2 separate regions of the Homo sapiens genome follow, and region 2 is linked to region 1. A link is a contact called in ENCODE Hi-C or POLR2A ChIA-PET data. All regions are on one chromosome and are shown on one strand. Each heading gives the region's core, a stretch centred on a gene start or an enhancer-like site at or near the end of the contact. The rest is flanking DNA. Distances are from core to core; before and after follow the strand shown. Region 1 holds the start of CNST (consortin, connexin sorting protein). Region 2 has its middle 26 kb from the start of DRC8.

Region 1 (6,145 bases), core at 879-3,378:
GAGAAACTAAAAATATACCTCCAAATGTGGAATAAAAGTTTTGTCACTTTCGAGCGCAACCACTTTGGCACCAGCTTCAAGTAATGCCTGAGTCAGGATTCCAGGACCTGGCACATTAACAGAACGAAAAGTTTATTTGTACAAGAAACATAATCTCTTTCAATACCAAACTTTCATTAGATGTTTCACACGTTATTACCTGGTTTTTAAATCTGACAGCATCCGCAAAGTAGATGTCACTCTCCTTTTTACATATAAGGAAACAGGAGATTATATATACTTATTTGACTCCAGCGTCAAAAGTGATGCAGCTTGGCTTTGAAATCATTGTCAGCGACTGCAAAACCTGCACTCTTTTTTTTTTTTTTTTGAGACGAAGTCTCACTCTGTCACCCAGGCTGGAGTGCAGTGGGGCAATCTCGGCTCACTGCAACCTCTGCCTCTTGGGTTCAAGCGATTCTCCTGCCTCAGCCTCCCGAGTAGCTGGGATTACAGGCGCCCGCCACCACGCCCGGCTAATTTTTGTATTTTAAGCAGAGACGGAGTTTCACCATGTTGGCCAGGCTGGTCTGGAACTCCTGACCTCAAGGGAACCACTCGCCTCGGCCTCTGAAAGTGCTGGATTACAGGCGTGAGCCACCGCACCAGGTCAAAACTTGCACTCTTCATCACCATGATTCACTACCTCTTAGAAGAAAAAAGTCACAGCAAAATAGATTGCCTCTAGCCTATCACTTCCTCACGGACTACACGGATGCTTTAACCATCAAAGAGATTGTCAAGCCTAAACAGAACTGACTCCCTGTGATATGAAATGGTGCTTTAAAAAACTATCATTCAAAAAGCCTATAAATCTTGTGTTCTTAGCATCCTGCTATGGTCTATAGGGAATGCACGGAAGAATAAGATAACATCATTTTTTCAGCTGGCAGAGGCTTGCAACTCTTTTGGGGAGATAAGATCTAAGAGCATGTTTTATCAAAATATTGTGTAAAGTGCAAGCTGCTACAGAAATACTTTGTGGTGTCATTAACGATACAGACTCTACGCTTATGTAGTGGGCAATCTCTCCAACTAAGGAGCTTCAAACAAAGACCCGTATCTGGACGGGCGCAGTGGCTCACGCCTCTAATCCCAGCATTTTGGGAGACCTAGGGGGGAGGATCACGAGGTCAAGAGATCGAGACCATCCTGGCCAACACGGCGAAATCCCGTCTCTAGTAAAAATAAGAAAATTAGCTGGGCGTGGTGGCGCGCGCCTGTAGTTCTTGCTACTCGGGAGGCTGAGGCAGGAGAATCGCCTGAACCCGGTACGCGGAGGTTGCAGGGAGCCGAGATCGCCCCACTGCACTCCAGCCTGGCAACACAGCGAGACTCCGTCTCAAAGCAAAAGAACAACAAAAAAGACCCCCCAGTATCTAAAATAGCACCCCGAGGAGGGTCAATACGTTTGAATAAATGATGAACATCCAAGAAAATGCAATTCAGCTGGACTCACCTGGATTGCACTCCAGCAGTAGGTGTGGAGGTCTACTTGGTTTTCCCAAATAGATTTGCGCCAGGGTCTCAGCCAATCTCCGATCGGTTACGTAACGCTTAAAGTCTAAGCTGGCCTTAGACGCCTTCCTTGGCGGATTCCTGAAATCCGGTTCGGGCCACAGCTGCGGAGAGGAGTCAGAGAGCCCACAGTGGTTCCTCGCCGGCAAATGCTTTCGCGTCGCCGCTTCAGACCCTAAAATGCAAAAGCGACCAGCGCCCGCCAAGGCGGAGAGCCTCAGCCGCCGAGGAAGCCCGACCACTGGGATCCACATGTCCTTGTCTCTCAGGCCCGCTCCAAGAATCACCTAGTGCAGCTACTACAGTGAACCCCACGCAGGGTATCCCACGTGGAACATTTTCTGGCGTCCGGGCCAGGTCAAGCGGAAGTAAACACTAGAGCCTGCGCATGCGAACAGCGGAGCCTTCCTGCTTTTCTCCCTCACTTCCGCTTCCGCCTCGGCTCAGCCGCCCGAGGATTGTGAGTGGACCGTTGAGGAGAGCGACCGACCATCCGGCTGGTGTCCGGACTCGTACTCTATGGTTGTCCGCGCTCTGCGCTTCCTCTCTAGCCGCCAGTGCTCTATGCTCCGCGGTCGCGGGCCGCCAGCCTCCAGCCGGCCAGCCGCGAGGGGTGCGCAGAGGGAGGCGGGGCGGAAAGGCGAGAGGTGTCTCCTCCACCGGAGCCAGGGGAGACCCGAGCAAGCTCCGTGACAGCACGTCGGCCGCCATGTCGCCGAGTGGGGCTGGAAACAGACCCGGCGCCCAGCGGTAGCCCTCCTTGCGCCTCCGATTCCCAGGTGAGGAGAGGAGGAGCGGGATGCAGGGGACCCGCCGGCTCGCGGCCGGGATGGAAAGCCTTTCGGAAGCCTCTCGCTCCTCCCCCTGCGCTGTCCTCCTCCAGCCGCGCAGCCTCTGCCCTCCGGGTGAGGTGTAGCCCGGTCCCCTTACCTCCTCCGCCTCTCAGGTCGCCTGTTTTCCTCTCCTTTCTCAGCTACTGTGGGTCTCCTATTGCTGCGCGTCGCGCCAATTTCTCCCTCCCTAGGGGACTAGCGCCAGAAGTCGTTCCTCACCCGGCTCCTGGAGGAGCCTGCGGCTTCCACGGTCTCCGTTCCTTTCTGTTGTGTGGCCCACAGCCCGCTCTCCCCACCCTCGTGGATGGTTTTCATTTCCCCCCCACACCTGGTCCCCCCCATCACTACCACTTTGGTTGTCAAGAACCGCGTGGTGTCTCCCTTCCATTCCTCTCTCTGGGCCAATATTTTCCTTAATTTTTTCAGTTTGTGTGTTTAAAAGACTTAAAGTTAAGATTAAAAATGAAGATGTAAAAGCTTACAATTCCTTTCTAAGCTTAAAAAGATTAAGACTTTAGGATGCTTACTGTATTCCTTATGTAAACTTAGTCAAACACATCGTACTGTGGAATGCGATTTAAAAGACCCAATTTTGAAGACTAAAAATAGGATGCTGTAATGGAAATTTTGGCAGTCTTTTTTTTTTTACCTATTGGGCAATGTTAGAAGACACGGTTCTTTGAGAGTGTTTTCCGTGTTTCAGGATCAAACTTAGAGCTTTTACCCATTATCCTTACCACCAAGGCAAGAAACGGCAGCCAATCAACTCCGTGTCTTAGAATACGTACAATCCTTTCTGCTTACTCTACTGAGAGTGTAATTGAGTTTGGCATTTAAATGCACGAGGAAAAGGTTCCTAAGGAATGTATCACCCAGCAAATAGTCTGAAGATTATACTCATCTGATGAAGCTCAAGCGGATAAAGAATTGACAACTAAATATGACCTTTTGTGTATTATAAATTTGTTAGGACATCATAGAAAATATCTCATCAACTGTTGTGCAAACTGTGGGGACTCACTCATTGGTCTTAATTTGCTTAAATTCTTTTTTCGTACAGTTTTCTCACTGACAATTTTCTAGAGGTGACTTTGCATCCTCTGAACCTCTCTCCATTACTGAGCTGCCTCCCCCTCTCCCCTTAAAAAACATTTTCATAGATTCAGAAATACACTTTTTTCCCCCTCCAGGACCTGGAGTCCTAAATATTTTTAAATCAGATAAAATAGAATTATGTCTTCATGGTTCACTCATAGAAATGTGTCGTTGAATTTCTGACTTTTTAAAAAAAACACTGTGGTGGCTGGGTATGGTAGTTCATGCCTGTAATCCCAGCACTTTGGGAGGCCAAGGTGGGAGGATCACTTGCTGCCGGGAGTTCGAAGCCAGACTGGGCAACATAGACTCTGTCTCCTTAAAAAAAAAGAAAGAAAGAAAAAGAGAAAAAGAAAAATAAACACATTGTGGTTAAAAACAAAACAGTTATTTTAAAATGCACTGTCTTATTTCATAATGTTTGTGGACCAAAGTTAGCCTACTGAGTCCTAGAAAAACTGATGTCATTTTTTATTTTGCTTTTGAGTGTTATTATTTTCTCTTGGTTTTGGGAAAGAGAATTACATTATAATATTCCCTTTTTACAGTGTTGATGGTTCACTTGTTTGTAATTGAAGGTACTTGAATAATAAGAGATTTTTGTACATCTTATTTTTTTTCTGAGGTCCCAGGTGCTGAGAATGTTGATTTCACCTTAAAGATGAACTTTATGATCAGGATTTAGACATACTTTATTAGAAAAACTTGATTAGTGTGCAGTATTTCCCATCTTTTTTCTTAAGAAGTGTGGTTTTCTATCCTATGCTGTTTTTGCCTTTTTGAAGTAATTTTGAGATGGAGTCTACTCTGTCGCCTAGGCTGGTGCCATCTCGGTTCACTGCAACCTCCGCTTTTCGGGTTCAAGCAGTTTCTCCTGCTTCAGCCTCCCGAGTAGCTGGGATTACAGGCTCCTGCTACTATGTCCAGCTAATTTTTGTATTTTTAGTAGAGACGGAGTTTCGCCATGTTGGCCAGGGTGGTCTTGACCTCAGGTGATCCTCCGACCTCCACCTCTCAAAGTGCTGGGATTACAGGCGTGAGCCACCACGCCTTTAAAATACTTTTTTTCTTGCTTTTTACATTTAAATATATTTATTTATTTGTGAAGGCGGAGTTTTGCTATGTTGCCCAGGCTGGTCTCAAATTCCTGGCCTCATGCAATCCTCCCACCTCAGCCTCCCAAAACACTGGTATTACAGGCATGAGCCACCACACCCAGCCTCTTTTGGCTTTTAAATGACAACTGTAATTGGGAAATGCCAAGTGATAGTCCTTGCTTGCTGTTAGAATTAAGGCTGTAGGTCTGTAGCAGCAGTCTTCAATAGAAATACAATGCAAGCCATATAAGTAATTTAAAATTTTCTAGTAGTGGTATTAAGAAAGTAAAAAGAAACAGGTAAAATTTTAGTAGTATATTTTATTTAATCTTATATATGTTATTTTAACATGAAATCAATTTTTAAAATGAGATATTTTACATTATTTGATACTAAATCTATAAAATCTGGTATTTTATACTTACAGCACATCTCAGTTTGGAGAAGCCACATTTCAAGTGCTCAACAGTCACATGTAGCTAAATGTTACCTTACTGAGCAGCACAAATGATAGGATGGTCACATGATTTTTAAGCTGTCTTCCTACACTGAGAGTCTGATTCTGTGGGGTAAATTAAAAACTCCTCTTCCTGAAGTACTGCGGTATTTAATTTGAGAAGTTTCTATGCAGGAAGAGAGTTCTAAGTCTCTTCCTTTTAGTGTTTTTGTTTTGTTTTGTTTGTTTTGAGACAGATTCTCATTCTATTGCCCAGGCTGGAGTGCAGTGGCAGTCCCGGAGCCCTGAACTCCTGGGATCAAATGATCCACCTCAACCTCTCAAAGTGTTGAGATTACAGGCGTAGCCACCATGCCCAGCCTCTTTCTCTTAGTGTTGACTGTGTTAACGTTGAGCCCCATGCTTGTTTAATGAGGCTCATAAGATGAATAGTGTTCAGTCATTTCCTGGCGTGTCATTGTTACTAGTTATTTACATCTGCACGTCAACAGTGTGTCAAGGCACAGTATGAGTTTCTGTCGACTAAATTGTAGGGAGAACTTGAGGACCTTCAAGAAGATTGAACTTTATTGTGAACAGGTAGAGTACCTGTTGTTGCAGAGTTATTTTCTGAGTCAGTTTCAGGTAAGGCTAAGAGTTTTATAAATGTGCTTCTTTATATCATGGTGTTTCTTACCAAGGGAAAGATCAAATCTTTGAGCAAAATTTAGAAAGGAAGAGAGTAGGTTTTATGGCTGTAGAATGCTGGGAGCCTGAGTAAAGTAAAAGATTAACTTGTGTATGGTGGTTTAGGGGAATTTAAAAGGAAAGATGGCAGTTTTTATATAAAGCAACTGACATACTGTCTCCATACGTGCTTCAAGTTGTTTTTGCAACAAGGGTGGTGATTTACGTAGAACCGTCAGTGGTTCAGAGCTGCTGTAACAAAGGTAACTCTAAAGCCAGTTAACCTCCATGGGGATCAGTCAGACCCATCATTGTTCCTGTCTTGACCTCTGTGCTCTAATAAACTTCCCTAAATACTACTTTAGCTGCTGTGTGTTATATCTACATTAATAGCTAAATTAGCCTGAAGGCCTAATTAATATTCAGTGTAATTTAATACA
Region 2 (5,722 bases), core at 2,886-5,385, 1.6 Mb before region 1:
TCTTCAAGATCCAGTGTGTATTCTACGCTTACATCTCAATTTCGAATAGCTAAATGTTAAGTGTTCAACAGCCGTGTGTAGACGTTGGACGACGCAGGCCTACAGGCCTGCGCCTGGTGCAGCCAAATGAAACAACCAAAAGACTTTCACTTCTGCACTGGGGATGTACCTGCATCTCTCTCCTGTAATTCCCCTCCACTCAGTAGTCATCAAATTCTAAAATCTGGCTGGGCACGGTGGCTCACGCCTGTAATCCCAGCTACTCGGGAGGATGAGGCAGGAGAATTGCTTGAACCTGGGAGGCGGAGGTTTTGGTGAGCTGAGATCGTGCCATTGCATTCCAGCCTGGGCAACAAGAGCAAAACTCTGTCTCAAAAAAAAAAAAAATCTAAAATCTTTCCTGGCCGGGTACGGTGGCTCACTCCTGTAATCCCAGCACTTTGGGAGGCCGAGGTGGGTACATCACCTGAAGTCAGGAGTTTGAGACCAGCCTAGCCAACATGGTGAAACCCTGTTGGGGTTAAAATTCTAAAAATACAAAAATACAAAATAAAAATACAAAAATTAAGGCTGGGTGCGTTGGCTCACGCCTGTAATCCCAGCACTTTGGGAGGCTGAGGCGGGCAGATCATGAGGTCAGGAGATCGAGACCATCCTGGCTAACACTGTGAAACCCCATCTCTCCTAAAAACAAATACAAAAAATTAGCTGGGCGTGGTGGCAGACACCTGTAGTCCCAGCTACTAGGGAGGCTGAGGCAGGAGAATTGCTTGAACCCGGGAGGTGGAGGTTGCAGTGTGCCAAGATCGCGCCACTGCACTCCAGCCTGGGAGACAGAGTGAGACTCGTCTCAAAAAAAAAAAAAAAATTAGTGGTGGTGGGCACCCTTAATCCCAGCTATTCAGGAGGCTGAGGCAGCAGAAGCACTTGAATTGGGGAGGTGGAGGTTGCAGTGAGCTGAGATCACACCACTGCACTCCAACTTGAGTGACAGAGTCAGAATTTGTCTCGAAAAAAAAATTTCCTAAACTGACAGATAAATGTTTCTCCATTTTCAGATTTGTGATATCAGGGCCCTCCAGTGCAGGGTTCAGCGCAGGCCCCCTTGCTCTGGTCTAAGGATGGTGTTGGAGGTGGTAACATTATTTCAACTCTGGATCAAGCCAAGCTCAAATCCAGTTCCTCAGAACATTGCCATTATGCGCATCCTCTTTTCCCCTTGAGGCAGTTTATGAAGGGTTTTCTGCCAAGTGTAAGTAAAAGAGTCTCAACTGATGTAGGGGCCTAATATTTCCTTTCAAGGATCTGGGTAATCACAGAGGCCCCCTCCTCCGGCCCCCAAATTTCTCTGCTGTTGGTGCTATGCAAACAAGTTTCTTTTGAATTATGAATGATCCTATTCGTGTTTCTAATTGTATATATATGGGGTACTTGCAAGTCTGTTCAGCCTTTTAAGCAAATGTGTATGTTACTGACATTCTGATTTCCACGGAATTCTCCATTTATTCCAAATGGACATCAAGTCCATAAAACAATTCCTCTGGAGCATCAGTAAAGAACAAAATAGCAGGAATATGAAAATTTCTGAACAGAAAAGTTGTATTCCTGTTTTTTTTTTTTTTTTTTTTTTGCTGTTGTTAATGGGATGTTTCTATGCATGAACAATGAACAGTCAGGAAAAGAAATTAAGAAAACAATTCCATTTAGGATGGCACCAAAAAGAATAAAATAGGAATTGGCCGGGCGTGGTGGCTCACACCTGTAATCCCAGCACTTTGGGATGCCAAGGCAGGCAGATCACCTGAGGTCAGGAGTTCGAGACCAGTGTGACCAACATGGTGAAACCCCTTCTATATAAAAATTAGCCAGGCGTGGTGGCACATGCCTGTAATCCAAGCTACTAGGGAGGCTGAGGCAGGTGAATTGCTTGAACCCAGGAGGCAGAGGTTGCAGTGAGCCGAGATCGCCCCACTGCACTCCAGCCTGGGCAACAAGAGCAAAACTCCTTCTAAAAATAAATAAATAAATACTTAGGAATTTACCTAACCAAGGAGGTGAATGACTTGTACACTAAAAAGTATAAAACACTGTTGAAGGAAATCAAAGAAGACACAAATAAATAGAAAGACATTCTGCGTTCATGAATTGGAAGATTTAATATTGTTAAGATGTCAATACTACACAAAGCCATTTGCAGATTTAATACAATCCCTATCAAAATATCAATGGTGTTTGTGGCAGAAATAGAAAAATAGATCCTAAAATTCATATGGAATCTCAAGAGACCCCAAAGAGCCAAAACAATTTTGAAAAAGAACAAATTTGTAAGACGAAAGCATCCTGATTTCAAAATACATTACGAATCTACAGTAATTCAAACAGTGTGCTATTGGTATAGAGAGAAACATATGGACCAATGGAGTAGCACAGAGAGCCCAGAGATAAATTCTTGCATAGCCAAATATTCTTCAACAAGGGGGCCAAGACCACTTGATGAGGAAAGGACAGTTTGTTCAACAAATGGTGCTAGAAAAACTGGATGTCCACATGTAAAAGAATGAAGTTAGACCCTTATTTTATACCACATTACATTAGTTAAAAATTAACCTCAAACTCTAAAATACCTTCAAGAAAACATAGGATAAAAACGTTATGGCATTGAATTTCCCATATACAATAATTTCTCATATACAACACCAAAAGTACAGTTAAAAAAAATATGGATGTGAGGGTGATCTGGCTGTGGCACCTGTCACCCCATTGATTGCCAGGGTTGATTTGGCTGACCTGGCTGACTAGGCACGTGTCCCCTTCCTCCCTCGCCTCCCGAAGCTGTGCGCTTGGTTTAAGAGGACAACCATCCCAGATAGAGGAGGACTGGTCTCCGGTCAAGGGTATAAGAGTAGCTGCACTCCCCGGCTAGAACCTTCAAACAAGCTCTCAAGGTCCATTTGTAGGAGAATGTAGGGTAGTTAAGCTTCCAAGACTCCAGACACATCCAAATGAGGTGCTGCATGTGGCACTCTGCCTTTCTTAAAAAAGGAAGAAAGAAAGAAAAAGAAAGAAAAAGAAAGAAAGAAAGAAAGAAAGAAAGAAAGAAAGAAAGAAAGAAAGACAAATGAGACTACCTCAAACTTAAAAACTTGTGTGCATCGAAAGACACAATCAACAGAGTAAAAAGGCAACCTACAAAATGGAAGAAAACGTTTGTAAATCATATATTTGGTAAGAGGTTAACATCCAAAATATTCACAATTATTTAATATATAAGTAATTTCTACAACTCAACAACAAAATATCAAATAATCCTATTTAAAAATGGGCAAAAACCTAGGCACAGTGGTGCACGCCTGTAGTCAAAAGCTACTCAAGAGGTTGAATTGGGAGGATCACTTAAGTCCAGGAATTCAAGGTGAGCCTGAGGAATATTGCAAGACCCTGTCTCTGTAAAAAAAAAGATAAATAAAATAAAAATAATAAAAAGTTTAATGAAAAAAAGAAAAAAAACTATAAAAAATGGGCAAGGGAGTTATATAGACATTTTTCCAAAGATGACATACACGTGGCCAACAGGTACATGAAAAGATACCCAACATCACTGATCATTAGAAAAATACAAATCAAAACCTCAATGAGATACCACCTAACACCCATTAGGATAGCTACTATTCCCCCCAATCCCCCACCCAAAAAAACCCCAGAAGATGGCAAATGTTGGTGGGGATGTGGAGGCATTGGAAACCCTGTGAATGGCTGGCGGGATAGCAAAATGGTGTGATTACCATGAAAAACAGCATGATGGTTTCTCACAAATTTAAAAATACCGTTACCATATGACCCAGCAACCTCACTTCTGAGTACATATCCAAAAGAAATAAAAGAAGGCTCTCGAAGAGATATTTGCAAACCAATGTTCATGACAGCATTATCCACAATAGCCAAGAGGTGGAAGCAACCCAAATATCCATCAATGAATGAATAGATAAACAAAATTTGGTATATATACATGATGGAATACTATGCAGCCTCAAAAAGGAAGAAAATCCTGTCACAAGCTATAACATAGATGAACCTTGAGGACAAATACTGTAGATTCCACCTACATGAGGTTTCTGGAGGAGTCAAACTCATAGAAACAGAAAGTGGAAGGAATGATGGTTACCTGGAGCTATGGGGAAGGGAAAAGGAGAGCTGTTGGTTAATGGGTATTGAGTTTCAGTTCTGCAAGGTGAAAGAGTTCTGGAGGTCTGTTTCACAACAAGAGTGAAACTCCGTCTCAAAAAAAAAAACATGGTTAAGATTTTAAAAATAGTCCAGTGAAACATACAATGATCCTTTCTGTTATCCATCACCCAGCTCCCAAAATCAACAGTTCAAGGTCACGATCTGAGATTACTTTAGGCAAAATCTGTGTAGAGGTAGGGATAGACTGATGACTTTTTTCATTCATTATCCTTCTGCTGGTAACTTAACCTCGAATCCTAATCTTTTTGTAACCTAATTTCTTTGTTCTTCTTTTTTGTTTCTTTTTAGACAGAGTCTTGCTCTGTCACCCAGGTTGGAGTGCAGTGGCCTGATCTCGGCTCACTGCAACCTCTGCCTCCTGGGTTCAAGAGATTCTCATGCCTCAGCCTCCTGAGTAGCTGGGATTACAGGTGCCCACCACCACGCCCGGCTAATTTTTTTGTATTTTTAGTAGAGACGGGGTTTCACCCTGTTGGCCAGGCTGGTCATGAACTCTTGACCTTGTGGTCACCTGCCTTGGCCTCCCAATGCATTGGGATTACAGGCATGAGCCACCACGCCTGGCCACAACTCACCCGGCTAATTTTTGTATTTTTATTTTATTTTATTTTATTTTTTGAGACAGAGTCTTGCTCTGTCACCCAGGCTGGAGTGCAGTGGCATGATCTCAGCTCACTGCAACCTCCACCTCCCAGGTTCAGGAGATTCTCATGCCTCAGCCTCCTGAGTAGCTGGTATTACAGGTGCCCGCCACCACGCTTGGCCAATTTTGGTATTTTTAGTAGAGACCGGGTCTCACCATGCTGGCCAGGCTGGTCTCAAACTCCTGACCTCAGGTGATCCACCTGCCTTGGCCTCCCGAAGTGCTGGGATTACAGGATTACAGGCCTGGCCCCTTTTTGTAACCTAATTTGTGAAGTGACATCATACTCAAGGGAAGGGAGTTACATAAGGGTGGGAATCTCAGCAGGAGAAGATCACTGAGGGCCACCCCAGAGGTTGCCCACCACACTATGGGACTATTATTTGAAAGCTGTAGCTTTAGCACTTACGCTTAGCATGTTTTTACCATAACTTTTATTAGGTGCTTTGAATAACCATTTCATGAGGTATTGGTCTTTCCATTTTACAGCTGACTGTATTATGTAATGTGTTCAAGTTCACAGAACAATAATCATAATTAGAACTCATACATCTCAGACTACTGTTTTTTATTTTGCAGGGTATATTTTTATTACTATTACATGAAAATCATATTATTTAACATCAAAGTGTTCTATGGCACTATATCAATAATGGGTTTTGGAGAAATTTTCTTTTTGGATTGTTACTTGTAAACGTACTCTTCTTTGTATGTCACAATTGGTATGTTTGAATCAGAATGTACATATTACATTTGGGTGTTACAATATCTCAAGTTTCTTTTGATTTTGAGTCCTCTTCTTCCAACGCATCTAAAATTTTTTTTATTTTTAAT

What was found. A loop is a pair of places that touch in the nucleus more often than their neighbours do. ChIA-PET counts read pairs that join two places held with the same protein, here RNA polymerase II (POLR2A). Pooled maps may share reads with other maps.
Region 2: a pooled map shows a loop between it and region 1 (9-fold over the local background). The contact joins the enhancer-like site here to the promoter of CNST in region 1. A Hi-C loop is called at or near these places in 3 of 50 pooled maps. POLR2A ChIA-PET finds 5 or more read pairs at or near these places in 2 of 52 experiments (GM12878 and OCI-LY7).

The regions. Positions count from the first base shown.
Region 1 is chr1:246,564,328-246,570,472 of GRCh38, forward strand. CNST (consortin, connexin sorting protein) reads left to right here and starts at 2,129. Exons shown (of 11, transcript NM_152609.3): 1 at 2,129-2,336. It overlaps TFB2M (transcription factor B2, mitochondrial), which reads right to left and starts at 1,934. Exons shown (of 8, transcript NM_022366.3): 1 at 1,499-1,934; 2 at 19-107. The coding sequence starts at 1,811. RefSeq lists enhancers at 1,624-1,903, 2,134-2,193, 2,234-2,733.
Region 2 is chr1:244,941,181-244,946,902 of GRCh38, forward strand. It overlaps the pseudogene RN7SKP55. Among named protein-coding and RNA genes, the nearest start is that of DRC8, 26 kb to the right of the region's middle. RefSeq lists a silencer at 221-300. Within about 2 kb of position 4,136, at least 3 of the 41 ENCODE cell types and tissues checked have a DNase peak (open chromatin) inside an H3K27ac peak, as active enhancers do; they include GM12878 and OCI-LY7, where a contact is called at or near this core.